Linked DNA regions of Homo sapiens: region 2 is linked to region 1. Evidence: chromatin loops called from intact Hi-C (ENCODE). Cell type or tissue: gastrocnemius medialis. All regions are shown on one strand.

Region 1 (2,500 bases):
AGTGATTTGGAGAGGGAGGCTGGGGAGGCGCAGGTCTGCATGGCAGTGCCTCTCAGGGTCTGAGGCCCTTGGGCCAGGCCTCTCCTCTGACCTGGGCCAGCAGAGGGGCCTCCTTTCCCTTCCAAGAGCCCTCCCCTGTTCACCAGCATCTCATCATGCTCAGGCCCACAGTGTGGTTAAGGAGGGGCATGGGGCTGGCCCTGGGTTTCTGGCTGGGTGTGGGGGCCTACCCGGGGCCCATGGTGTCTTCCAGAAAAGACCCTGACTGGGTCCAAAGCTGGAGGCACCCCTCTATCCTCACTGTCCACTCCCTGATGTTCTGGAGGTCCCTCCAGGGGCTGGGTGAGGAGGCCTTCCCCACCACCTCCTTGTCTTCCTGGGAAGCAGGCACCCGTTCAGAGGCCACGTTCCCACAGGACCAGGCTCCTCACCCCCAGCATCACCCTTTTCCACGGGGTTGTGCCCCTTCCTTGGTCCTGTCCACTCACACACACCCGTGTCCGTGTCCATGTTCACACCTGTTCTGTGTCCACTCCCACACACCTGTGTCCACTCCCACACCTGTGTCTCGTGTCCACTCGCTCACACCTGTACTGTCCGTGCCCACTCACACGTGTCCCGTGTCCACTCGCTCACACCCGTGTCTCATGCCCGCTGGCTTACACCAGTCCCGTGTTCACTGGCGCACCTGTGTCCCATGTCTTGTGTCTGCTCGCACATCTGTGTGATGTGTTCACTTGCTCACACGTGTCCTCCACTACCACACCTGTGTCCCATGTCCACTCACACACCTGTCTTGGTCTGGGACACCTGGGCCCCACTCTCCCCTGCACTCCTCAGGCTGGCGGCAGAGGCCAGAGGAACGGAGTTCTGGCGCTGGAATCATCCTGAGCGAGGCAGGGACCTGGCGGTGTGGACTCCACCGCCCCTCCTCCGGCCCACCGAGCCCCGCCTGCCTGGGCCTTGGTGCCTCTGTCGCTGCTCCGGGTCCCCCTGCTGGGGCCCCTCCGCCGCTGGGCTGAGGCTGGAGCCTGCCTCCCGCCGCCAGAGGGAGGAGGTCATAAATAACCCTGGGGCTGCCATGGAGCAGACGGTGACCCCAGACGTCCTGGGGGAGTGTGGGGGCGCCAGGGGCCGCTGCCCCAGCCCGCATGCCGCCTCCGCCATCCGGGAGTGCCTGCCCAGGCTCCCCAGCATTTCTCTTAGAGCCCTTCTCATCCATCCCCTCATCAATCAATCAACCATTTATTGAGCCCAGATGTGGTACAGCCCCAGCCGGAGATGACCCAGAGGTGGGGTGGGGAGGAGAGAGATGGGGAAGCTGAGTCCGGGGCCACAGGTGCAGCCAGGAGGTGCAGGTGAGCAGCGCTCAGACCAGCCTGTCAGCCTCAGTCCTGAGCTTACTTCTGGTGATGGAGGGAGATATACAGAAAAGATCCTGCAGCCTGCAGGTGTGGCACAGCTGATCTTGGGCCAAGGATGCACAGCTGTGTGTGTGCCTGGCCACCGGCAAGGGCACGTGGGCTCAGAAGCACAGGTGTGCCCACACCCTGCGTGCCTGTGTGTGGCGCAGCAGCTCCCGACGCGCGCAGGACACACACACAGCACAGACAGACCCTCCCATGGCCACACGGACAAAGATGGCTTCACTATAGACACCGGTGCAGACAGGATGTGCACTGCTTTCCAAGGCCTGTGCGCAACACAGACTCAGGGCCTGTGGGCATCAGCACCGCCCAGACCCAGGCACACGTGATCCTCAGCCAAGGTGGCCTGTCCAGTCCTGGTGCTGTTGGATGGAAAGGCTAACCTGGGAGGTCAGGGGCTGTGGTATATCAGCTGGGCTCCCTCGGACGCTCCTGCAGAAGTGGCCAGGACCTCAGGAACGCACCTGCTCCTGGTCAGACAGGAGGGGCTGCCGTGATGCAACTTGCCCGTGCCTTTGGGTGCTGTGAGCTGGCTGCGTGCCACGTCGTTTCGAGGACGCAAGAAGGTGTTTCCAAGTCCAGTCTGTCCACCGACCTGAACCTTTACCATTGAAAGAACAAAGGGGTGGGGCCCGAGGGACCCTTCCCTGCCGTCCCGTGGTGTGTAGTCAGGGATGCTCCTGCAGACACACAGGTGGGCTCTGACTGCCAGATCGCAGGGGCGGTGCCGTGGTCCTCACCTGCCATGTCACTAGCGTGCTGACGCAGACACCGGCGAGAGCTACAGTGCTCGGCCCGGCACATCCCAGACAATTCCTCTGTAAATGCTGCAGCAGCCAGAGGCCCCAGCACCTTGAGGTTAAGCAAAGAGAAGGAATAGAGTTCTCCAGAGCCCCAAGGAGCGGGAGGGTCTGTCCCAATGGATGGGCTCAGCCAATTTCACCCTCTCCTCCCCCTGCCAACACTGCGGCCTGCAGCCTGGACCTGGCCCGGGTTGTGGAGGGGACCGGGGATGCAGCTGCCACCTGCTGGGCGGACGTGGGCCTAGGTGGTCCTCAGCCCTCATGACAGGA
Region 2 (2,500 bases), 190 kb before region 1:
ACATGGTGGCTGTGGTGGACGGTGCTGCTGAGACATGGTGGCTGTGGTGAACGGTGCCGAGACATGGTGGCTGTGGTGGACGGTGCTGCTGAGACATGGTGGCTGTGGTGAACGGTGCTGCTGAGACATGGTGGCTGTGGTGAACGGTGCTGCTGAGACATGGTGGCTGTGGTGAACGGTGCTGAGACATGGTGGCTGTGGTGGACGGTGCTGCTGAGACATGGTGGCTGTGGTGAACAGTGCTGAGACATGGGGCTGTGGTGAATGGTGCTGCCGAGACATGGTGGCTGTGGTGAATGGTGCTGCTAATGTGTCTAGAATTGGTGGATTCTTGGTCTCACTGACTTCAAGAATGAAGCCGCAGACCCTCGCAGTGAGTGTTACAGTTCTTAAAGATGGTGTGTCCGGAGTTTGTTCCTTCTGATGTTCAGATGTGTTTGGAGTTTCTTCCTTCTGGTGGGTTCGTGGTCTCACTGGCTTCAGGAGTGAAGCTGCAGACCTTTGCAGTGAGTGTTACAGCTCATAAAGGCAGTGCAGACCCAAAGAGTGAGCAGCAGCAAGATTTATTGCAAAGAGCGAAAGAACAAAGCTTCCATAGTGTGGAAGGGGACCCGAGTGGGTTGCTGCTGCTGGCTCCGGCAGCCTGCTTTTATTCCCTTATCTGACCCCACCCACATCCTGTTGATTGGCCCATTTTACAGACAGCTGATTGGTCCATTTTATAGAGAGCTGATTGGTCTGTTTTGACAGGGTGCTGATTAGTGCGTTTACGATCCCTGAGCTAGACACAGAATGATATTTACAGTCCTCTAGCTAGACGTAAAAGTTCTCCAAGTCCCCACTAGATTAACTAGACACAGAGCAGCGATTGGTGCATTTACAAACCTTGAGCTAGACACAAGGTGCTGATTGGTGCGTTTACAAACCTTGAGCTAGACACAGAGTGCTGATTGGTGTATTTACAATCCTGTAGCTAGACATAAAGGTTCTCCAAGTCCCCACCGGATTAGCTAGATACAGAGAGTGCTGATTGGTGCATCCACAAACCCTGAGCTAGACACGGAGTGCTGATTGGTGCATTTACAATCCTCCAGCTAGACATAAAAGTTCTCCAAGTCCTCACCCGACTCAGGAGCCCAGCTGGCTTTGCCTAATGGACCCAGCGCCTGGCCGCAGGCAGAGCTGCCCACCAGTCCAGTGCCGTGCGCTACACTCCTCAGCCCTTGGGTGGTTGATGGGATCGGGTGCCGCGGAGCAGGGGGTGGTGCCCGTTGGGGAGGCTCGGGCTGTGTGGGAGCCCACGGGCGGGGGTGCGGGGGGCCTCGGGCATGGCAGGCTGCCGAGCCCTGCCCCGCGTGGAGGCAGCTGAGGCCCGGCAAGAATTCGAACCTGGTGCAGGGGGGCTGGCAGTGCTGGGGGACCCTCCACAGCTGCTGGCCCAGGTGCTAAACCCCTCACTGCCCAGGGCCGGGGGTGCCGGCAGGTGCTCTGAGTGCGGGGCCCGCCGAGCCTGCACCCACCCAGAACTCACGCTGCATGCAGCCCCGGTTCCCGCCTGCAGCTCTCCCTCCACACCTCCCTGCAAGCAGAGGGAGCCGGCTCCGGCCTCGGCCAGCCCAGAGAGGGGCTCCCACAGTGCAGCGGTGGGCTGGAGGGCTCCTCAAGTGTGGCCAGCGTGGATGCTGAGGCCCAGGAGGTGCTGAGAGTGAGTGAGGGCTGCTAGCATGTTGTCACCTTTCACTAAGACATGGTGGTTGTGGTGAACAATGCTGCTAAGATATGGTTGTACAAATGTCTCTTGGAGTCCTGGTTTTCAGTTCTTCAGGGTGTAGAACCACAAGTAAAGTTGCGGGGTCATAGAGTAATTCTGTGTTTAATTTTGTGTGTGTGTTTAGTTTTTTGAGAAACTGACATACTGTTTTTCACACCATTTTATATTCTCAGCAGCATGCACAAGGGTTCCATTCTCTCCACATGCGTTTGCCAACATTTATTTCTGTTTTTTTGGTAATAGCCATTCTAATGGGTGTGGAGTATTTCATTTTGATTTTGATTTGCATTTCCCTAATAGTGACATTAATCGATAGTTTTTAATTGAAGTATTTAATTTAACCATTTGTATTTAATGTAGGTGTTAGAGTGTTTGGGTTGGAGTCTACCATCTTTATGTTCGATTTCTGTTTTTCCACCTGCTTTTCCCTGCTCCTCCTTTGCTTCCTTTTTTGTAGGTAGAGGGATCAAGTTGTCTTCAATTTTATCTCCTCTGCTGACTTTTTAGTTCTGCCTCTTTGTGTTGTTTTTTAAGTGGTTCCTCTGGAGATTAAATGTACTTCACAGAACCTCAGCGAGCGGACTCCAGTTATATTCCGTGCTCTTGTCGGCACGCATTTCACTTCTAGGTATGCTAGAAAATTCTACAACACACTTATTACTATTTTATTTATTTATCTATCTATTTATTTATTTATTTGTTTGTTTTTGAGACAGAGTCTCGCTCTGT

The links. A loop is a pair of places that touch in the nucleus more often than their neighbours do. Peaks named below come from ENCODE experiments on the same cell type or tissue, not always from the same donor. Only the 100,000 strongest peaks of a DNase experiment are listed, where the experiment ranks them.
Region 2: it touches region 1 in a loop (16-fold over the local background); 1 of 110 quality-filtered maps calls a loop at or near these places.

Annotation. Positions count from the first base shown.
Region 1 is chr1:919,749-922,248 of GRCh38, reverse strand. LOC284600 (a long non-coding RNA gene) reads right to left here. Exons shown (of 5, transcript XR_007065342.1): 5 at 1,230-2,279. LOC107985728 (collagen alpha-1(III) chain-like) reads left to right here. Exons shown (of 5, transcript NR_168405.1): 5 at 1-2,006. Among named protein-coding and RNA genes, the nearest start is that of LINC02593, 1.3 kb to the right of the region's middle. RefSeq lists an enhancer at 1,123-2,059. In gastrocnemius medialis, a CTCF peak has its summit at 1,037 (motif pointing right); no DNase peak of the experiment used is centred here; H3K27me3 peaks cover 1,203 bases.
Region 2 is chr1:1,105,855-1,108,354 of GRCh38, reverse strand. The region is part of intron 1 of C1orf159 (chromosome 1 open reading frame 159); the gene reads left to right. Among named protein-coding and RNA genes, the nearest start is that of C1orf159, 9.0 kb to the left of the region's middle. In gastrocnemius medialis, no CTCF peak of the experiment used is centred here; no DNase peak of the experiment used is centred here.